3 separate regions of the Homo sapiens genome follow, and all the other regions are linked to region 1. Evidence: chromatin loops called from intact Hi-C (ENCODE). Cell type or tissue: Calu3. All regions are shown on one strand.

Region 1 (8,000 bases):
TGTGATACAAAATGTTAATTCAGGAGATATCATAAGTTTTTGGGCTAGCACCCACTGGGAACCGAACATTAGTCATGATCTTTTGATGTATTTTTCTTTCTAATGTGGCAGCTTTGTATTTAATGAGCCTCTAAAAGTAATATCTTCTACCCGGTCACTGTCCGTTGAGGACTCCCACTTGAATTAGCGAGCTGAAGAAATTGAAGTCCATACTGTAAAACAGTAATGTGATGTGTGCTTCTCTTTCATAAAATCAATGTGGCATACAAATAAGAAAGACAATTGCATCTTTTTTCTACTTGTATAGCTATAGCTAAGTTGAATTTGAAAGAAGAGAATTATTTGATCTTGTAAACTGAGTATACTGCCAAATATAAATTATAACAGACGACTTCGATTTGGTGCACATGGTTTTTGTTTTTAATTTTATTTATTTTATTTTTTTTATTTTTTGTTTTTAACACAGAGACAAGGTTTCCCTATGTTATCTAGGCTGGTCTCAAACTCCTGGATTCAAGTGATCCTCCTGCCTCAGGCTCCCAAAGTGCTGGGATTATAGGCATGAATCACCACACCCAGCTGTTATTTTTTAAGGTGTTAGGGACTGTGCTAGTTTCTACCCAGATGCAATAAATATTGAAGTCAAATTGGTTATCTTTGCATGGAATATGTATTTCTCAATTATTTTGGAAGATTCTTTATATGTCGCCATATCTACTTAAAGATTTTTGAAGAATTAAGTAATCTGGGGAAAAAAGTTATTGACCCCATTTTTAAAAAATTAAGATTATTTAGCTTATAACTGGACATGGTCCTGTGAAGAATTTTTAAAAGAACAAATATGAAATAAAAGCTTACCAGAACACATTGCTTTTTAAAGATTAAATGTGGTTTTCATGACTATCATTTACTCAACAGATGTCATGCTCTTATTATCTTTCAGAATCAATGGGAGCCTAATAGTCATCAGGATAAGCTTTCTGTTTTTGAATTTTTTTCAGAGGGTAATTTATCTTTATTGGTAACTCAGTGAATTGTCATGGCATTGTAAAGGGATGATCTTTTTTTTTCATAAAGTATTTGGATAATGTATATTTTAATGGATAAAGTTTTTTTTTTTTTTTGCTTCTAAATATCTCAGGGAGAATCTTTTGGTAATAAACACTGTAAAACTCTACAGAGATATGAAGCCAAACCAGTAGGACTAGACACCGTCAAAACAGAACCCAGGAAAAGATCTCAGATAAGAATTTAAATCCATTTTCACTTTTGTGTTTGCAGTTGAGATAAGGTACTTGTGAAAATAATGCCATTTTATGGAAAAATCTTAAACTAATGAAAATAATATAAAAGTTATCTGCTTAAAGGCCCAAACATTTGAAGTCTGATTATAAGCACCAAGTTAACCTTCCAGTCTCTTATGAAAGGAATTAAAAATGATTCTCAATCTCAACTGTCTTTACTGGAAAGAGGTGAAACATTTTGTGTTTGTTTTTGAATTTCAGTAATTTATATGCTCTCATTTCTAGCTTAAGTTATATAGTTAAATGAGCTCTTGATCATTTTGCTTTTATAAGCAGAATGTGATCTTTATAGTATTTCAAAAATCTATACTTTTTTACTTATTAATTTTATTTTTGCTAATTATCACTTAGAAATTGATTAGATATTTTTTGTTTATTTGTTTTGTTTTATTTCTTTCTTTTGTATGTTTGCTTATTTTGTTTGAGAACTTTCCTTTGGGAAAATTCAATTGTAGATAATATCTTACTTGTGCCCTAAAGGGACATATTTTAATTTACTGATTCTTTTTTTGAAACCCTTTCTATTTTTCACTTTGTGATTGACATAATTACATTTAGGTCAGACTTTACTTTGCAAAGTCTGATAGTGTCTAGCCAGACTTTTCCCAGGTAATTATTTGTCTGTCAAGAAGTGTTCCCAAGATGATATATGCACATATTCCTAATTACTGTGAACTCCTCTTATGAAAACATCCCCTCTAATTACTTAAAAAAGTCTTCTTTCATTAAAGTTTTTTTTTCCTAGCCACTCAGTGGTACGTATTTACAAAGTTATAACTTCTGAGAGTCTTGAATATCTGAATGTTTAACCACAATGTTATTTGCATCTCTGTTTCCTAATTCTAGGCTAGCTTTTTTTGTGAGATGTGAATCTTACTCTTGTGAAATATGGGATCAAGACACATAAGCAAAAGTCTAGTGAGAATTAGGACAGAGTAATTCCTGATGCGCTCTATACCACATTACCTGAGTTCAGGGCTTGGTTCTTTACTGAGTCACTTACTGAGTTCCTGGGTGTGTCTGTTATGGCCTTGGGAGGTATTAGTAATATAGAGAAATATTAACCATCAGTTGGCCCCACAGATGCAAAGAGGAAGATGAACAGGTGATGGGGAATCTTCTTGGGAGTGAGCTGATATTATAAAAGTAGAACTAGAATAGAGACTTTGTCACCAGGACTCTAACTAGCGTGGCATTAAACAAGTCATTGTACCTCCTCAAGTTTCTTCATTTATTTAGGAAAAGATATGAAGCAAAAATGTTTTCACATTTTTTAAATCTGGTGTTCCTATCCAAATCTCTAATACTGCTTACCAACTTAAGATTATTTTGATATGTTATATTCCTTGTTGAATTAGTTCGTGATAGAAATGATTTTTATTGTGTCGTGATATGTTACTTTCATCCGCATCCCTTTGCAACCATGTCCTGCCCAGCTAAGTGTTATTTATATGTTTATCTGTGCCTTCATTAGACTAGAATGGTCTCTGTCCTGATGTTCCTAATTTTTATTAAGAATTTCCTCTCTACCCTATCCCTGTCCCAACTCTCACCGTGAATTTTGTCATTCTTTGAATTTGAGTCAAAATTGATTTCTTCTTGGAAATAATATTTTGCTTAGTCAAATTTAATGACATTACTATCCTGGGACATTAAGTTGAACATTTCTTCTGTGAATAAAATGCATTACATGTTAATATATATTTATGTTTGAGTGTGTATGTTTGAGAGACAGGGCATGAGAGGAGAAGGACGGAAAGAGAGAGGGAAGAAGAGACGGAGGGGAAGAGGGAAGGTGGAAGAAAGGGAGAGAAAAGAAGGTGGGGAAGAAGAGGTGGAGGGGAAGAGGGAAGGTGGAAGAAAGGGAGAGAAAAGAAGGTGGGAAAGAGACAGGAGAGGAGGGAAGGAGAGAGAAAGAAAAAGATCTGGTTAAAATTGCACTGACTTCATCCTGCCAACAATTGCTGTGTCTGTATGGCAGTACTCTGTCTTTAACAAACTCGTGGTGCTATACAGAGAGACAACACATTCTATATCTATTTTATGTTTGTTGAAGCAAAAAATTAAAAAAGTATGAAAAAATGAAAATGAAATTGTTATATGAGACTTCCAACTTGGTTGCACACCAAAGTCGTCAGTAACTTAGAAATTTCAGATGTTTTACTCTGCAGTGTATTATCAGGTAAAGTCTAAGGATCCTCAGTGACTTGTATTTTTAAGAGACTTTATTTAAAAATTGACAACTGAGAAAAGAATTTAGCTTTAAAAAGAAAAAATACAGTTACTTATGGGTGTCAGTAAGTTTATCAGAGTCTTTGCATTGCTAATACTAACCAATACCTCTATTAATAGTTGGAAAGAAATAATTTAAAATGCAAGTTATTTAGGAGTGCATATATATATATATATATATATATATATATATATATATATATGTTTTTGTTTTTTTTTTTTTTGAGACAGAGTTTTGTTCTTTTGCCCAGGCTGGAGTGAAATGTCACAATCTCGGCTCACTGCAACCTCTGTCCCCCCAGGTTCAAGCGATTCTCCTGCCTCAGCCTCCCTAGTATCTGGGATTATAGGCACCCATCACCACGCCCGGCTCATTTTTGTATTTTCAGTAGAGACAGGGTTTCGTCATGTTGGCCAGGCTGGTCTCCTGACCTCAGGTGATCCACCCGCCTCAGCCTCTCAAATTGCTCGAATTACAGACATGAGCCACCGCACCCTGCTGGAGTGCATATAATTTATTTGATTGGGAGAAATGTTTTTGAGACTATTTCCTTTAGTCAGCTATTACTCTTTAGTATTTTTAAATTCTCTCTCTCTCTCTTTAAATATATATATATAAAATAAGCAGTGAGAAACAATTTTTGTAGGTACTGCACATGGTGTGTATAGTCCTCTGAGCTTTGAGGTAGTGTTACTGACTATGGTACAAAATGTAGTTCTATATATTTGGGGATCTCTGAAGTAGAATGTTTATTTTTTGTGATTGTTTATGTTTACTCATTCTTTCCTGTCTCTGGTTTAAAATAAAAACCAAACAGTTACTTATTGAAATGTGTAATATTTTCTGATGATACACCTTTAGTAGTTTGTTGGAATGGCAAAGCTAATTGTCATCATAAAACCTTGTCATAAAATACTGAGAATTCCTAATGCCTAAACACCTAAATTCCAGAGGGGTAGAAATTAGCAGTTTTACACACTCAGATGCCTTCAGGGCTAAGCCACAAAAATAACTGCAAAAACTCTGCAAAGGAGAAAGGGCAGATGGTAGTCCAATAGGGAATGAAAGGAACATGGAAGAAGAGATAACTTGACCAGACTTAAGGCATTCTTTAGGCATTTGTTATAGAGGTGATAAGCTTAGGACCTTAGGTACACATTGAGGCATCTTATCAAAAGTTAACTTTCATGAAAATAAGGGGATATTACTTTACTTGTCTGTCCTCTCAATGAGATGTAAAAAGTCATGAAGGTTTGCCATGGGAGCCTTTTTGAGATGATGAGTGCTGACATTTTGACACACTGACATTTTGCATTTTAAGGATTCTGCCTGCTGTCTTATAGTTGCTACAGATCCATCATGTGGCATATATTTTTATATCAATTATTGATTTATTTAACTAGTCACTCTTCAAATTATCTTGTAAAAAGTTGGGCGACTTTTATCCTAAGGACTGGAACTCACATCTGATTTTGAGTAATGAATTTATATTATGCAATTTAGTAACAATATCAGGTAACATGTATTGAGCACTTACATGTTAGGCACTGTGCTAAGCACTTTACATGCATTATCTTAAGTTGACCTTCATAGTAACCTTGTGAAGTGTGTCCTTTTATCCACATTTTACTGATGAAAAATACTGCGTTCACGTGGTAGGTTGGTCAGCGGTAATGAAGCAGAATGAAACCAAAATGCTCATAACTAGAAAGTGGTAAAGATTACATATTCCTAATCGGAGGTGTTTGAAGACCTGGTTGAGAGGGTCTAAGATTGAGATCAGTGGGTGTAGATGTGGAAGCATTGATTTCTAAATGAGTCAGGTAAAAAGTATCATGTGGTTGTTATTAGAAGTCAGAAGTCACTCACCTGGAACTGACAAAAGTTAATGATAAGTAGATGAGGTGCTAGTACCCAGAATGTAGACCAGGCCAGGAGGCACTGAAAGGAAATGCGTTTCTGAGTTCAAAGGTAAGGTAAATTTGAAGCAGGAAGAAAAGGAGAATCAGGTAATGAAGTTGTCCTTTGGCCTCTGCTGGGTTCAGCTATGAGGGAAATCAGTAAGTCTTTGGCCAACCTTATAGGTTAAAGGTATTGCAGGCCATTTATTCATTTAGCAGTTATTTTTTTAGTGCCAATGATGTATCAGATACTATTCTAAGTTCTGAGAATACATAGGTGATTAAAGTACCAAAGAAACCCTGCGTACCCTTGAATGAAGTTTACCTACAAATGGGGTTAATCAACTAATAAATAAGGAGTGCTAGCAGGAAGAAGCAAAACACAAATATGGTTGAGTAAAGGGAGCTGAGAGTGGTGGTGGAAGGTAGTTTGCAATTTTAAATAGGGTGCTCGGAGTAGGCCTTAACAAAGTGACATTTCAGCCAAGATTTGAGAAAAGAAGGAATAAGCCATGCATGTATTTGTGGGCAGAACACAGGAGACATAGGGGAAGCTTTCTTGTTTTTTAGAAGAAGAGCAGAGACCAGTTGTTGGACCCGACAGCAAAGAGGAGATGAGTAGAAGATGCATCAGAGAGGAAACATGGAGGCTAGATCTTGGGGATCCCCACTGGCCATTTTAAGGAACTTGGCTATGATTCCTGTAAATCAGGAATCTACAGGAGAATTTTGAGCAAAAGAGAGACATCAATTTTAAACCTGCTATATTTTAACAGTATACTTCTGGCTGTAATATTGAAAATTGACTGTAGGGGACTAAGAATGAGCATATCAGATATTACTAAAATAATTCAGGTGTGGGGTGATGGTATCTTAGATGGTCAGGTGGTGGCAGCAATGGCTAGTTTTTAGGTATATTTTGAAGGTAGTGAAACATGGGATGTGAAATAGGTTGAACAACATAAGACGACTTCAACATTTTTTGCCTGAGCAGTTGGAGTGATGGTATTGTCATTTGAGGTTGGTGTCAGAGGCCCCAAAGTTGGGATCAGGAAGCAGGCATAGAGACTGAGTTAAGGGGACTTTTAAGTTACGACTTCACCATAGCCTTTGGATGGTTGATCCGTAACCCCAGTCACTGACATCTGGCAACACACATGTCTAAGTATCTCTAGATGAGGGTTCACATTGGAACCCAAATAGACTGACTTGGAGAACAGTCCTGACCCTGAGGACCTAGTTGTAAGTAACTTGGATAAGATTCAGATGCAAAGGAGTGGGTAAATACAGAATATGAGATAAGAACATGACGGATTAGATGCTGTCCCAGGACCTAATAAAACAGGAGATTATCTACCCTGCTGAGAAGCAGAACCTCCCAACACTTAGTCTTTTCAAACAAACTTTTACAGGCAATTATTTCGCAATTCCTTTATGCTGGGTCAGGTGAGTGGAAGAAGGAGAAACTGGGAAGGGGTCACGTAGGAGGTCCCTTTTTTTAACAGGCCATTTAGATGGATAGTTTTGATAAGTAGGAGATGTATGGTGGAGAGCTGGGCATTTTCAGACAGCGGGGGAGCGTGAGAGAAGTAGAGTAGGGTGGAAAAAAAGGAAAGCAGAGTTGTTGAGAGAGGTTGATTACGGCCAAATTGTGAAGGTCCTTTGATCAAACCTTGTGGAAGAGAATAGTGGGAAGTCATGAGATGTTTTTTAGTGACAGTGATGTTGTGAAATCTGATTTTGGACATAATAATATTGTGTTTTGGTTAGTTAACACATACAGAAGAATGTAAGACAGGTTGTAACAGGCGTTGGGATAATGGTCAGCAACAAGCTGACAATAGGCTGAAGCTGACGTCCAATAGCAAACAAAATGTCTTTTCAAGGGGAAAATATATCTTCAATTTCCTACTAGAATAGAATGTAAATGTAACTACTTAATTCTGAATCTTAAGGAAAGTCCTTTTTTGTTTTAAAGCTATTTTTAAGATGTCTTAATCATCTGATTTTAAGCTAATAAAATTTATTTCTGTACAAAAAAAGTTTTAACAATCTACATATAGTTTAAGTCTACCTATGCTTATTGAGTCCCAGCTATGTGCAAGGCACTCTGCTAATTCATACAGATGGGGGGAAAAGCCCACTTCAAGTGATTTAAAGTCTAATATTTGAGGGATATGGTAAAAGATTCATAGGAAATATATAGGTAAAATCATGTGTGCTTATGGGCATCACCCGAATGATCTCTGTGTTATATGGGATCTGGATTTTTTTCCACCTGTTTACTCTTTAAGTATCAGGATTATAGAGACAATTATTGAAATTTTAAAGTAGCAAAAATATGATACAGATAAAATACCTCCAAAATATTTATTAGCAAATATGTTTTACTAGTGCGACAAATGTATATATAGAAGGTTTCTTTTTTTTTTTTTTTTTTTTTGAGACGGAGTCTCGCTTTGTTGCCCAGCCTGGAGTGCAGTGGCATGATCTCGGCTCACTGCCACCTCTGCCTCTCAGGTTCAAGTGATTCTCCTGCCTCAGCCTCCTGAGTAGCTGGGA
Region 2 (8,000 bases), 110 kb after region 1:
AGGAAGAGAGTCTGATGGGTCTTGTTAGGTCCATGACTCTCCTCAGGTCAGGCAAAGGCTGCGTACCAAGGCTGACGTCTCATCAAGACTGCAAGCATCAGACAATTGAGTTGCTATTACTAAAACAAAGTGCCATGAATTTGAAAATGCAAAAAATAACATATGTGCACTCTCTTCTCTATATCTATTTCCTTAAATTTATACCAAGGAAAGAATCATGGATTTAGGTTGGTGTTTATGTTAAAAATACTTAAATAATTTAAGTCTGAGTCATCTAATTGTTATTTGCACCATGATTTGAAAACACATATTTACGTGATTTCTGTTGCTGCATAAAAAGTTACTACAGATAGCAGCTTAAACCATTTATTAATTATCTCATGATTTCCATGGGTTAGGAGTCCAAGGGTGGCTTACTGAGTCCTCTTCTCAGGGTATCGCGAGGCTGCAATCCAGGTGTTGGCTGGGCTGCATTCCATTCTCAGGGTTCTCTTCCAAGCTCATGTGGTTGCCAGCAGAATTCCATTTGTGTGTATGTGTGATTATAGGAGTGAAGTCCCTCTTTTCTATGATTTTATGTGATTATAAGACTGTCAGCCAGGATTTGCTTTCTGCTCCTAGAGGCCACTTGCAGTTCCTGGCCTTATGGCCTCTCCTAGTCCCTCTCTCCACATGGCAGCTTACTTTTTCAAGACCTGCAGAAGAATGTTTCTCTTTGGGGATGGCCAAGCATTTTTTTTTTTTTCAAGAACTATCTTGATTACATTATACCTATCCAGGATAATATCCCTTTTGATGAACTCAAGGGACCTTAGTTATAGCTGTAAAATATTTGCACCTGTTATATAAAGTAGGGTAATTATGGTACTAATACCCCATCACCTCTGCCAGGTTCTATTCATTAGAATCAAATCACAGGGGAGAGGATAATGCAGGGTGTAACACCAAGAGTTGGATTCTCAGGGGCATCTTAGAGTTCTATCTACCACTTTGAGGAATATTTAATTTATTGAAAAAATGTTTTATATATAATATTTAATTTAGAAAAATCCAAAACACCTTACATAATATTAAAACAGTGTAACAGTTAAAGGACAATGTAGAACTAAACTAAATACAACCAATGGCCTTCCCCTGAGTTGTATAATTAAGAGTGATTTTTGTTTATTCTTCACAGCTTATTTATAAATTCCATATTTTCTACAGCAAGCAAGTGATGCTTTTATAATTAGAAATGTTGTATCTAGGTTAAGAGCATGGATACTGGAACCAACTGACTGAACTGTAATTGAGATCTGCAATTTAAAAGCTCTGTGATTAGGGTAAACTATCCACACTGAGCCTTTGTTTTTGTTTTTTAAACAAAGAATCTGACTCCATTTCTGTTGATTGCTATCAGCTTTCATGCCCTGCCACTCCTTATGGACCCTCTGCTTCCTTTCTAGAGAATGTGATAAGAGAGCCTGAGTGTTCCCTCCTGTGGCTCTGGTAAAAAGTTTAAACCATACAAAAACCCTAAAAGCCAAGCCCGTCTCCTTCCCTACTCTCAATCCATTTCGGGACTGCTTGGGAGCCTCCCCTCTCCTCAGAAAACCTCATTATGTGGGTAACAAATATGTTCATACCCTCTGTGCATGTGTAGTGTCATCATTCTCAACAACTCAACCAACTTTTGAGTGGGGAGAGCCCATTCTGCCTCTTCAGGGTGACCACAACACTTTATTTGTGAAATGGAGTTATTAATAGTATTGACACACTCATTTATTATAAGGAAAAAATTTATTAATGTATATAAAAGCACTTAAAACAGTGCCTGCACATAGTAAATGCAAGGCTCTTGTATCGGTTCGAACCCCAAGAGCATGCCAACAAACAACACAAGGTGGTGTGGAGCAACACACTGTTTTTAATGAGCGCCTGGGTGCAGATGGGCTGAGGCCTAAAATGGCGTCAGCAACAAATTAGGACGAGGCAGGGGTTTTATAGTCTCCTATAAACAGGAAGTGTCTCAGTCTGACGTAACTGCTACGCTGTACCGCTGTACCCGGACGGCCTCTCTTTTGGTCTTCAGCGGGTACCGTTTCTTCCAGCCAGCTCTCTTCCTACTTCTGCTGTCTTGCTGACGCAAGTGCCTTGGGACTGGGCCTGAGGAGGGGGGAGTTATTAATTCCCTTAAGCTTTCAGGCCCCTGGGAGAATCGTTCAGTAAACATCATGTAAGTAAGTGTTAACTGTAGATACTTATAAATATTATTGGTGATCTGATTATTTGCCTTATGCTGCTGATTCTGCCAACCATAATTGTTTTACAAAAGAAAATTAACATAATATTGTATGCTATAGCAAAAATTTTTTAAGTCCTTTAGAAAAGAAAAAAACTACATGCTATATACTGTAATGTAATTTAGAGAGTAAATTGTGTTTTCAGTCATTTCCAAAATTAAAGAAAATGGACTTCATTTATTATAATTTGAATTTTGATTATTTTTAGCCTTTAAATAACATATAATTATACATCAAGCACCTATTTATCTAAAACTTAAAGTTACAGCATGCTTTTACAAACACTTTTCCTTAATCTATGGATACATAAAATGTTTGTAAATGGGTTAGAATCAGGAATTTGTTCTTTAACCAGCTTCTGGAATTTATTCATGGAGATCTGTTAGGTTTCCTATTTTTAAATCTGGAGGACTATAGAATGAAAAAAATATTAGAATGATGGCTTATGGCATTAGAAATTTTTATAGCAGCTTTATTCATGATTGCCAAAACTTGAAAGGAAGCAAGATGCCCTTCGTAGGTGAACGGATAACCAAACAGAAGTAGAAGTACATCCATACAATGGAAACTACTTAGAGATAAAAAGATATGAGGTATTAAGCCACAGAACAACATGGAGGAGCCTTAAATGCACATTGCTAAGTGAAAGAAGCCAATCTGGAAAGGCTACAGACTGTATGCTTCCAACAATATAATGTTCTGAAATAGCTGAAGCCATGGTCAAAATAAAAAGATCTGTGGTTGCCCAAAGCTCAGGGGAGAGGAGGTTAAGGATACACAGATGGAGCACAGAAGATTTTTAGGGCAGTGAAACTATTCTGTATAATACTGTGATAGTGGATACATGTCATTATACACTGCTCAAAAAAGAAAACTTGAGGTCAATATCCTTGATAAACATCAATGCAAAAATCCTCAAAAAATACTAGTAAATCAAATCCAGAAGCACAACAAAAAGCTAATCTACCGTGATTAAGTAGGCTTCATCCTGAGGATGCAAGATTGGTTCAACATATGCAAATCAATAAACGTGATTCATCACTTAAACAGAACTAAAGACAAAACCACATGATTATCTCAGTAGATGTAGAAAAGACTTTTGATAAAATTCAACATTCCTTCATGTTAAAAACTTTCAATGAACTAGGTATTGAAGAAACATACTTCAAAATAATAATAGTCATCTATGACAAACCCACAGCCAACATTATACTGAATGGGCAAAAGCCGCAAACATTCCCCTTCAAAACTGGCACAAGGCAAGATGCCCTCTCTCAACACTTCTATTTAACATAGTATTGGGTGTCGTAGCCATAGCAATCAGGCAAGAGGAAGAAATAAAGGACATCCAAGTAGGAAGACAGGAAGTCAAACTATCTCTGTTTGTAGACAACATGATTCCATATCTAGAAAACCCCATAGTCACAGGCCCTAAACTCCTCTAGCTGATAAACAACTTCAGCAAAGTTGTAGGATACAAAATCAACATACAAAAATCACTAACATTCTTATATACCAACAATAGCCAAATCAGACAGGCAATACCATTCACAATTGCCACATATACAAAATTAAATACCTAGGAATATAGCTAATCAGGGAGGTGAGAGTTCTTCACAATGATAATTACAAAACACTGCTCAAGGAAATCAGAGAAAACACAAACAAATGGAAAAACATCCCATGATCACAGATAGGCAGAATCAGTATCATTAAAATGGCTATACTGCCCAAAGCAATTTATAGATTCAATGCTATTCCTATCAAACTACCAAAGACATTCATCACAGAACTAGAAAAAACTATTTTATAATTCACATGGAACCAAAAAAAGAGCCCGAATACCCAAGGCAATCCTAAGCGAAAAGAATAAACCTGGAGGCATCATGCTACCTGACTTCAAACTATACTACAAAGCTACACTAACCAAAATAGCATGGTACTCATACGAAAACAGGCCCATACCAGTGAAACAAAATAGAAAGCCCAGAAATGAGGCTGCATAGCTATGACCATCTGATCTTTGACAAAGCTGACAAAAACAAGCAATGGGGAAAAGATTCCCTATCCAATAAATGGTGCTGGCATAACTGCCTAGCCATAGGCAGATTGAAGTTGGAGCCCTACCTTTCACCATATACAAAAATAAGTCAAGATGGGTTGAAGACTTAAATGTAAAACCCAGAGCTATAAAAACTCTGGAAGATAACCTAGGCAATACCATCCTGGACATAGGAACAGGCAAAGATTTCATGACAAAAACTAGCAAACAAATCTCAATAAAAATTGACAAGTGCTATCTAATTAAGCTTAAGAGCTCTGCACAGCAAAAGAAAGTATCAACAGAGTAAATGGACAACCTACAGAATGGGATAAAATATTTGCAAACTATGCATCTGACAAAGGTCTAATATCCAGCATCTACAAGGAATTTAAACAAATTTATAACAGAAAAACAACCCCATTAAAAAGTGGGCAAAGGACATGACCAGAAACTTCTCAGAAAGAGATATACATGCGGGCAACAAGAATATTAAAAAAAGCTCAATATCACTGATCATTAGAGAAACGCAAATCAAAACCACAATGGGATAACATTTCACACCAGTCAGAATGGCTATTATCAAAAAGTCAGAAAACAACAGATGCTGGCGAGGCTGCAGAGAAAAGGGAACACTTACACACTGTTGGCAGGAGTGTAAATTAGTTCAACAATTGTGGAAAGCAGTATGGAGATTTTTCAAAGAGCTAAAAGCAGACCTACTGTTCAACTCCACAATCCCATTACTGGGTATATACCCAGAGGAATATAAATCATTCTACCATAAAGACACATTCATGCAAATCTCCATTGCAGCACTATTCACAATTGCAAAGACATGGAGAAATGTCCATCAATGAGAGATTGGATAAAGAAAATGTGATCGTGTACACCATGGAATACTATGCAGCCACAAAAAAGAATGAGATAGATCATGACTTTTGTGGGAACATGGATGGAGTGGAGGCTATTATACTTAGCAAACTAATGCAGGAACAGAAAACCAAATACTGCATGTTCTCACTTATAAATGGGAACTAAATGATGAGAACTTACAAATACAAAGAAGGAAACAACAGACACTGGGGTCTACTTGATGGGGAGGAAGGATAAGGGAGAGGATTAGAAAAGATAACTATTGGGTACTGGGCTTAATATCTGTGTGATGAAATAACATGTGCAACAAACCCTCATGACACACGTTTACCTGTGTAACAAACGTTCACATGTATCCCCGAACCTAAAATAAAAGTTAAAAAAATTAAAGTCTATTTTTTTAAATAATATGTTAGAATGATGACTTGAAACATTCTAAATTTTCTTTTAAACTATCAAAGAATGATTCAATTAAGTTGTGTTGGTCAATTTTTGCATTGCTATAAAGAAATATCCAAGGTTGGGTAATTTACAAAGAAAGGAATTGTATTTTGGCTTACGATTCTGCAGGTTGTAAAAACATGGCGCCAACAGCAGTTCAGCTTCTAGTGAGGCCCTCAGGAAGCTTACAATCATGGTGGAAAGCCAAGGTGGGAGCTGATGTATTACATGGAGAGAGATGGAGCAAGAGAAAGCAAGGGAGGAGGTGCCACACTCTTTTAAACAACCAGATCTCGTGTGCACTTGGAGCGAGAACTCAGTCATTACTCCGAGGAGAGCACCAAGCCATTTATGAGGGATCTGCCCCCATAGCCTAAACACCTCCTACCAGACTCCACCTCCAACATTGGGGATTACATTTTAACATAAGATGGAGGAGACAAATATACAAACCATATCATATGCTCATGATTATGTAAGTATCATTTTTATTACACTTATATCTTAAAACATTGTTTTGCTCATGGTTTCTATGAGGAATGAACATTCTACCAATGTTTCAGAACAATTAAATAGGTACTGTATTTTCTAAATAATCTAGATAAATGACTCACATTTACTATTTTTTCTTAAAATTAAAGATTCTCACAAAAAATCTTTTCATATGCTATATAGAATCATATACAAATGAGAACAGTAATGTACACTCAGAGGTATTTAGGTGGTAGTAAAATAGTGAAACTAGAAAGAAAATCCATTCCCTCATTAAATCACTGGCATGTACTCTTTTCCTGTGTAGAAGCAAATCATTAAAGCCAGAGAGTTATATTTAGACTCAATACCACAGTGAAAGAACTCTATTCCTCCAGGAATATTGATTCTGTCCTTGAATTTCAGTGAATGAGGCATGTATTCTTTGTAAACTTGCCATCCAAATTATTTCTTATTCATTCAAATGATTTCAAATAGAAGTGATTTAACTCTTAATTGATTTATTGCTGCCACAAATATGTTTATCCAGAGATGAATTCAGGAGTGGGGAGCATAGAGATGTGAGGGTGTGTTTACATGGCACAGGGTGTGTAAGGGAGTGGTTAGATCAAGGTCTCTGGAAATATCACATCAAAGCATTAAAGTGCTTTGCCTCTCAGTGGCTGTGGGTAGTGTGTGGCTCACTTTTTGCCTGGTGCATAGGAGAAGTTCAAGAAATGTTTACTGTACATATAGCATGGTAGTTTGTAGCCAGTGTTCTTAGAGCTAATTTGTGTGTAATATTGGCTCTACTTATCATTGTTTATGTGATTAGCTACTTGGATAAATCAAATCATAGCTCAGAGCTGAGTTCCTTCGTCTGTAAAATGAGGATAATGAGACCTACTTCTTAGAGTTTAAATGAGATGGCATTAAAACATAAGCCACACAAATTCTGGAATGTTTTGTTTTGTTTTGTTTTGCTTTTCCATTTGGTTAATTGTTGTAACCCAAGTGCCTAAAATGTGCTTCATGCCTATTTGGTGTTCTTTCTATCTATCTGTCGATCTATCTATCCACCTATCTATTAATTTAATGAGTTAAAATTGCTTAATACTTGCTAGATTGTTATAAGATTCTTCAAGTAGTTTAATTTTTACAACAATCTCATAAGGTAGGTGTTATTAGTACTTTTTTGTGATAAAGAAGTGAAGCAAAGATAAGTTAAATAGTTTGCTAGAATGCTGCATATAGAGAATTCCAAGTACTTATACTGTGAGTCATATTGTAAATATCTTCCTTACTGTAGACATGGTCATAAAGGGTTTCACTGACAGTTAGGTGAAACCTATCCCAAGTTATATTGTTAAATTTGCAATCATCCTCACCCCCACCTTGTGTGTTATAAGCCACCCCCATTGTCTTTGAACATTTATGAGCTAAAGTTTAAGAATTGTCTTTAGAGAATAAAGTGAAAAAATGAATATATAAAGATATTTTAATGTAAATAACTTTCAAAATCAAAAGCAATCTAATGGCTGCTTCCAGAAGAACTACAATATACAACCTTATTTTCTAGGGGGAAGCTGAAGGCCCTAATCTGTGAAAAGGATCAAACAATAAAGAGGACTGTATGCAGCTTACAACTAAGTCACCTGCTGTGATCTCTGTATTAGTTCATTGTCATGCTTCTGTTAAGAACTGCCCAAGACTGGTTAATTTATAAAGAAAGAGGTTTAATTGACTCACAGTTCCGCATGGCTTGGGAGGCCTCAGGAAATTTACAGTCATGACAGAAGGGGAGGCAAACATGTCCTTCTTCACATGATGGCAAGAAGGAGAAGTGCCGAGCAAAGGGGGAAAAGTCCCATATAAAACCATCAGATTTT
Region 3 (8,000 bases), 900 kb before region 1:
TAACTACTATGTGCCAGGCATTGTTCTAAGTCTCTCTTAGTTCATTTAATCTCAGTCAATCAGATGAAGTAAGTATAATTATTATATCCATTTTGCAGTTGAGAACAGAGGTACAGACAGGTTAAGTAACTGACTCAAGGTCATAGGATGGTAGAACTAGGATTTGAATCAAAACAATCTGGTTCAGAATCTGCCCTCTTTTCCACCCATACTGCCTCTCAGTCTACACTGCCTTCGATTGTTATTTCACTCTCTGTTTGTGCGTGCCCATTTTTATGTGTGTTGCCTTCCTAAAGAAAATGAATGCCCCTTGAAGGCAGGAACTATATCTTATATGCATTCTCTAAAAGGCTAAGCAAAGAGCTATGTGCTTAAATAAGCACTGAATGTGTGTTTGATTTGAATGGATTATGGAACCTTTTTTTTTCTTTCCTGAGATGATATAGCTAACTTTTTTTTTTTTTTTGAGATGGAGTCTCACTTTGCCACCCAGGCTGGAGTGCAGTGGCACGATCTCAGCTCACTGCAAGCTCCACCTCCCAGGTTCACACCCTTCTCCTGCCTCAGCCTCCTCAGTAGCTGGGACTACAGGTGCCCGCCACCAAGCCTGGCTATTTTTTTGTATTTTTAGTAGAGACGGGGTTTCACTGAGTTAACCAGCATGGGCTTGATCTCCTGACCTTGTGATCTGCCCGCCTTGGCCTCCCAAAGTTCTGGGATTACAGGCATGAGCCACCGCGCCTGGCCAATATAGCTAATTTTTATGATTTGAAAAGATAGTCTCAGAATCAGATTTGACTAAGTCATGATGAAGAGAAAGGTAAAAATCAAGTGGTGAGCCAATGTCCTGGCCTCACCTCTTGGGTTCAGTGAAGTTAGATCATTTCACAAATTACACTGTGTCATGTCTGAAAAGTAATGAGGGCTTAATGAGCCCACACAGTTCTTGCCTTTTTTTTTTTTTTTTTGTAGTGGGTGAAATGTGAACTTGGTTAAGACCTGTATGTCGGCAAATAAGAATTAACTAGCCTTGACTCTAGAAGTTGCAGCTGAATAACCATGATTGAAAATGCAATTACTCTTTCCCCCTGTGTTTTTTTTTTTTTGTTGTGTTTTTTTTTCTTTCCTTCTGAAGCCAAGTATGAGTTGGAGGAAATGTTTGATAAAATTTTCCTGTATTCTCAGTGGGTTCTCACTGACAGGCTGTTCAAGGAAAATTCAACAAAAATGCCTGCCATACCACGAAGAGGCAAACAGCCAGAGGTATGGTGGACAAGATATGTCTTTTAACACTCTGAATTGTATGTATTACATGGTTACTTAAAGCTGTGTCATAACTTGTAACTTTTGTTTTTTTTCTCTCTTTAGAAGGAACTTTCCTCAGAAGCGTTTCAGATTACTTTAAATTACTTATCAGACCATGCATACTGGGTAAAACTGTCTTTCTTAAGAGCCATTCACGTTTAAAATGTGGACATGGAGCTCCAACCCCATGCCAGCTGGGTGTTTTAATAGCAGTTTTCTGGTATTTTTCTAGTACTTTATAAGTGAAAGGGGATTCTTGTATTTATTTTGTGATTATTATTAGCCCAAATAAAATTTGCCTCTTGCAAAGCACCAGTAGAGAAAATAAATCATTGAACATTGATTGCAGGTCATGAACTGCAGAGCCTATTGGGCAAAATATAGGGGATCAAAAGAATGTGAGCCTGGTCTTGCTTGGTAAAAAAGGCATTTACCTTCTAGTCATGAAGGCAGGATTGGAGCTGAGGCCCATCTCCTTCAGCCACACATTCTTCTTTCAGACATCTCAGCACTCTTGATAATATTCAGCCTTTGTTTATACTCGGTAGAGCCTAGATTTGATTTCCAGGGTTTGTCTTCCTTCCCTGACCTGAGAGAAAATCACTCCCAAGGCTGCCAGTTGTGGTCTGTAGGTTGTGCACCTGACTGGGACTGTGTAAGGTTGCCCAGTGCCCAGCCTGCACATCGACACATGTGGGCCCTGACCATTGTGTCCAGATGATTTCTGCCAATCACCAATCTTACTTATTCTGTGTTGATGTCATAGATTTAATACTCAGAGTTCTAAAGGAGGATGGCCTTACTTTTAACCCCATGTACTAACCATAAAAGATACAAAGTAAACGCCAGGCACGGTGGCTCACACCTGTAATCCCAGCACTTTGGGAGGCCGAGGCGGGCGGATCACGAGGTCAGGTCACCAGCCTGGCAACATGGCGAAACCCTGTCTTTACTAAAAATACAAAAATTAGCTGGGCATGGTGGCGCGTGCCTGTAATCCCAGCTAGTAGCGGGGCTGAGGCAGGAGGATCACTTGAACCTGGGAGGTGGAGGTTGCACTGAGCTGAGATTGTGCCATTACACTCCAGCCTGGGCAACAGGGTGACTCCGTCTCAATTAAAAAAAAAAAAAAAAAGATACAAAGTAAAAAAAAAAAGCAGAAGTTAATTATAAATAGACAATAATATACTAAAGATTAACTGACCTGGAAAATGTATCCTCAAACTTTGGGCATAAAACCACAATAGTGAAAATATGCTCTAAGAATCAGAAGTTTTTTCTTCTCTTACTGGTTTAGTTATTTATTAAGATGCTGACCCTGAGTTATTTAACCTGTTGAAGTCTATAAGAAGGGGAAAAACACCTGGCCTACCTGCTTCCCTGGGTGTGGTAGACAGAAATGCTGGCAGCATATGTAAGGCCCAGTTTTCTTCATGGACACAGGATGTAGGGGTGGTCTGGGAAGAGCTTCTCGGCGAAGGAGAGTCTTGAGCTAGTATTAAACTTTGAATCTTGTGTATTAGACTGGGGCTGTTGGAACCCAGGAGCCACATTTCATAACCCTCTCTGCCTCAAATACTCAGCATGTAGTTCTGAACTCCATGTTTTTGGAATGAGTGGAAAAAATACATAAAATTGAGCATATATTGATCTGAGCCCTCAAATTGTTCAAATGAACAAATATATTCTTAGAATCCTTACTATGCATTACTTACTAAATGCCAGCCATGGAGATAGGCGCAAAATGTGAACAATGAGCAAAACAGAATAGTCTTTGCTCACTGTGCTGGTAGGGCAGGATGTTTAAAAAGTGATTCAAAAGGTGTCAAGTATTACAAGGAGATGTCCAGTTGCATAATTAAGAGTCTGACAATTGCTGATTTTAAGACTATTATTTAAATACATTGAAATACATGAGCATAAAACTTACCTCTAAAAGGAATTGTTGAAACAAAACTAGGTAATTTATATGATTTACCATAGATTCTTATTTTCCTCTTAAGGAGAGACTTGACTTGATTGTAGATTCTTCTTCTTTTCTTTTATTTTTTTTTGATACAGAGTCTTGCTCTGTCACCCAGGCTGGAGAGCAGTGGGGCCATCTTGGTTCACTGCAACCTCTGCCTCCAGGTTCAAACGATTCTCATGCCTCAGCCTCCTGAGTATCTGGGATTACAGGTGTGAGCCACCATGCCTGGCTGCTTGTAGCTTCTTTATGGTATTTATTTGTAGAGACCTAATGCATGATAGAGAGAGGATAGATTTTCCCAGGAACAACTAGTGGAATTGTGAACTTAAAGTTATTTTTTAAGCATTTATTGAACATTCACTAAGTGCAAGAAGATACTAGCCTTGCCTTTAGAACTGCACTGTCCAATTCAGCGACCACTAGACACACATAGCCATTGTGCACTGGAAATACGGCAAGTCCCAGTTAAGATGTGCTATAGATATAGAACCCACTTTGAATTGTGAAGTCCTCATACAAAAAAGTAAACTATTTCATTATTAATGTTTTATACATTATATATTAAAATGATGTTTTAGATATATTAGATTATATACAATATATTAAGATAAGTCTTACATATGTATGTATGTATACTATATACAATATATTAAGATAATATACAATATAAAATTAAGATTATATACAATATATTAAGATAAATCTTATCTGTTTCTTTAAGTGTGGCTACTAGAAAATTGAAAGTTATGTGTGTGACTTGCATTTGTGGGTCAATTATCTTCTTACTAGACAGTGCTTCTTTAGAATTTAATAGAAAGAATGACATGTCACATCATTGTAAGTCAATGGGACAAGTGGTTTAAGGGGGGTACCTATGAAGTATGGAGAAGGGTGCAGCTAATGAGCTGGTGTGCTCAGGAAAGGAGGCAAAGAGGTGGACTATGAGATAAGTTTTAAAGGCAGAATAAGATTTTCCTAGATAAATTGTATAGGAAGGCAAGTCAGGAGGAGAGAGAAGTTGGCCTAAGAACCTAGAAGCAGTAGTAGGAAACAATAGAAATACTATTTTCACAGTTGCCCATGATTTAGTTAAAATGGTGTATTACTAATTTAGAATGGTTATTATTGATTTGTCTTGTTATCTGAATGACAACAATATTTTTCTTATAAAAACTACTCAAATATCATGCATGCATTATCTCAGGATACCACCAGATGGTGCTGTGTTCTAGGATTGAAAAAGGCTGGCAAGAAAAAGTGGCTCTCTGTCTTGACTATCAGTGGTTCCTAAACTTTTCAAAAGGGCACTGTGATCATTTTTAGGCTTGCAAACCCAATATGTATATGTCCAATTAAAAATAAATTATATACCTAATATTGCACTAATATATTGTGGCAATTATAAGACACACCTATAGAAAAATTGAAATATAAAAGGCTATGATAGACTGAAGTTTTAATATTTCTTTCCTGCACTACAGTGAATCTTTTTTGGGGGTTGCATATCCCTGAGGTGTGTGCATCTGCCCTTTGAGAACACTGGTTTATTTTACAATTGTTATATAATTTAATTTTTTTTCATCTTTATAAAGATAAAGGTAACAACAAAAAATATAAAACAAAACTTTTTTTACTACATGTACGTATTCAAATATGGATCACAGTTACATATCAAACCATTTAAAGCACTGAAACTAGAAAAAGTTAAGACTTTTTTTGCTTGGGGATATTTATATTTTTCAGTTTTAAACCAGATTTGGTGTAATATATCAGAATCATAAATGGAATAAAATAGCAGACCAAGTCTAAATTTTTTTCTGTTATATATTTTTTTGTTTAAAAATCAAAAATGTTAACTTTAAAAAGCATTAACAACCAAGGCAAACAAACAAAAGAATGGGTATGAATGCCAATGGTGCCCATATCAAATAAATATGTAGAATTGAATTTTTCTTTGACTGCTAATTTTCCTTTTGTTTTATTAATTTATTTATGTATTTATTTGGAATTGAATTTTTTAAAACCATAAAAATCTCCAAACAAAGAGGAAAACGTTCTGACTTTATCAGAGGAATACAATTGCAGTTTTCCCTGATTTTACAGAACTATCTCTGTATAAAGTTTTTTTCTTGATTTATTTTTTTTGGTTTTTTATTTGCATACATTTTAAGAAGTACAAATGCAGTTTTATTACATGGATGTATTGCATAGTGGTGAAGTTTGGGCTTTTAGTATAAATATCACCTGAATAACATGCATTATATCCACTAAGTAATTTCTCATTCCTTACCCCCTCCCACCAACCCACCCTTTTGAGTCTTTAACGTCTATTACTCCACACTCTATGTTCCTGTGTACACATTATTTAGCTTCCACTTATAAGTGAGAACACGCTGTATTTGACTTTCTGTTTCTGAGTTGTTTTACTTAAGATAATAGCCTCCAGTTTCTCCATGTTTTTGCAAAAGACATGATTTCATTCTTTTTTATGGCTGCCTAGTATTCCATGCTGTATATATACCATGTTTTCTTTATCCATTCATCCATTGATGGATACTTAGGTTGATTCCATAACTTTGCTATTGTGAATAGTGCTGTGATTAAACTATGAGTGCAGGTGTCTTTTTTATATGATTTCTTTATTTTGGGTAGATATCAGTAAATCCCAGTAGTGGGATTGCTGGGTTGAATGGTAGTTCTATTTTTAGCGCTTTGAGAAAGCTCCATACTGTTTTCCATAGAGGTTGTACTAATTTACATTCCTGCCAACAGTGTATAAACATTCTTTTTTATCCCTATCCTCATCAACATCCATTTACTTTTTAGTACTGGCTATTCTGACTGGTGTAAGGTAATATGTCATTGTGGTTTTAATTTGCATTTATCTGATGATTAGGGTTGTTAGGCATTTTTTCATATGCTTGTAACTTTTGGATTTCAGAGAACAGGTGATCCTTGTTAGTTAGGTGATCTTCACTGGCCAGATGATTCCCCCGGGTCAGGCCATCCCCTGGTCAGGTGATCCCTGCTTGTCCAGTCAGCTGTGGTGGAGGCAGAGTCTGGATGACAAGAGTATAAACATGAAACCCAGATTTCAGGGAATAAGGATTATGGGATAGGTAGAGACTCCAGCAGGCATCATCTAGAGCAGGGGTCCCCAGCCCCTGGGCCTTGGACTGGTACTGGTCTGTGGCCTATTAGGAACCAGGCTGCACAGCAGGAGGTGAGCGGCAGGTGAGCAAGCGTTACCACCTGAGCTCCGCCTTCTGTCAAATCAGCTGTGGCATTAGACTCTCACAGAAGCCCAAACCCTATTGTGAAATGCGCATGCGAGGGATCTAGTTTGCATGGTCCTTATGAGAATCTAATGTCCTAATGCCTGATGGTCTGAGGTGGAAGTTTATTCCTGAAACCAACTCCCAACCGCCACCCCTGGTCAATGGAAAAATGGTCTTCCATGAAACTGGTTCCTGGTGGCAAAAAGGTTGGGGACCACTGATCTATAGTAACTCCTGGTAATTACATCTGTATGATATTTTAAATCCGTTTTGTAAGACATGTACAGTGTGGTATCGATAAGGATGCTGGATTGCAAGCTATTGACCTTGGTAATCATTATGATACTCATGTGACCACCTTACTCATTAGTCTGAATTCATCTAGATACAAGCATAACACTAAGTCTCCCCATTAAAATCAACAAATCAATCAATTCATCCATAAAAAAAAGAACATTAAGGAAAGCCAGATAAACAAAAACTGGTTACATGAGTATCATAATGATTACCAAAGCAATGAGTAGACATGGTTTATCAAAGTGAGGGGCAGAATGTAGGGAAGAAAGCAAGCTGAGGACTCACTGAGGCCAATAAAGGATCTACTTTTCTGCCAACCACAAACCAGGGTAAGTAAGAGTGTTAGGCCATTAGGTTGATAAGTAGCAATAACTTATTGTCCATGTCCTTGATCAATCAGTTGTGTATTAATAAAGGAACAATTTTGAAAACCTCTTGCAATTGACCTCTGGAGTGCATTTGCTGTTTGCTTTGGTCCTTGGCAGTAGCTGAGGAGTGGAATTTACCGCCCTCTTTAGCAGCACTTACAGAGAAAGTCATGCCCAAGGGATTCTGTCATCCCAATTTTATTCATTGAATCAGGAGGAAGTCAACATCTCCATAGCTTTGGGGGTTGGATTCTGTCAGAATGAGGTGAATGGAAGACCATGTAGATCATTTCTATTTATTTAAAATTCAAGGCCAGACATAATAAAATAAGAGGAGCTTGATAAATTAATTTTTGCTTCCTAGGAAAGCACTGTCTTAGAACCTGGCTCACCTGATTTTGCCGATGAGTCAACTTTGAAGTGTGCCTCATTCTGGAAAGTGAATCACGTAATCACAGTAAGTTACACATATACAGGCATAGATGGCTCCTTGATGCTATATTTAAGCCAGTGTTGTACCATCTTTTCTGTCTGCAATTCCTGACATTTGTCAGATGAGGTCAATATAAAGGTATGCACTTTTTGACAAGGACGTGGTTGTCATGTTAGCTTCTTATGCCCTTAACTGCCATTTTGAAGATCAAGTTTAATTTCCCAGTCTTTGGATTGAAGAAAAGCTCAATTCCCAGTTAGCTTTACATGGCTACAATGTTATGACACACTTCTATTGAGAAATATAAAGATAATACCTATGATTGACATTAGTACTTTCATGGCTTTGTG

What was found. Peaks named below come from ENCODE experiments on the same cell type or tissue, not always from the same donor. Only the 100,000 strongest peaks of a DNase experiment are listed, where the experiment ranks them.
Region 2: a loop joins it to region 1, with 1.9 times the contacts of the local background. A loop is called at or near these places in 3 of 110 quality-filtered maps.
Region 3: it touches region 1 in a loop (5-fold over the local background); 4 of 110 quality-filtered maps call a loop at or near these places.

Annotation. Positions count from the first base shown.
Region 1 is chr6:54,872,582-54,880,581 of GRCh38, forward strand. All of the region lies in intron 2 of FAM83B (family with sequence similarity 83 member B), which reads left to right. Among named protein-coding and RNA genes, the nearest start is that of FAM83B, 30 kb to the left of the region's middle. In Calu3, no CTCF peak of the experiment used is centred here; DNase peaks (open chromatin) are centred at 3,990 and 6,360.
Region 2 is chr6:54,981,368-54,989,367 of GRCh38, forward strand. No RefSeq gene overlaps it. Among named protein-coding and RNA genes, the nearest start is that of FAM83B, 140 kb to the left of the region's middle. In Calu3, no CTCF peak of the experiment used is centred here; no DNase peak of the experiment used is centred here.
Region 3 is chr6:53,975,177-53,983,176 of GRCh38, forward strand. LOC101927189 (a long non-coding RNA gene) reads left to right here. Exons shown (of 4, transcript NR_125842.1): 2 at 7,582-7,674. Among named protein-coding and RNA genes, the nearest start is that of MLIP-IT1, 20 kb to the right of the region's middle. RefSeq lists a silencer at 2,024-2,228. In Calu3, a CTCF peak has its summit at 4,483 (motif pointing right); a DNase peak (open chromatin) is centred at 4,505.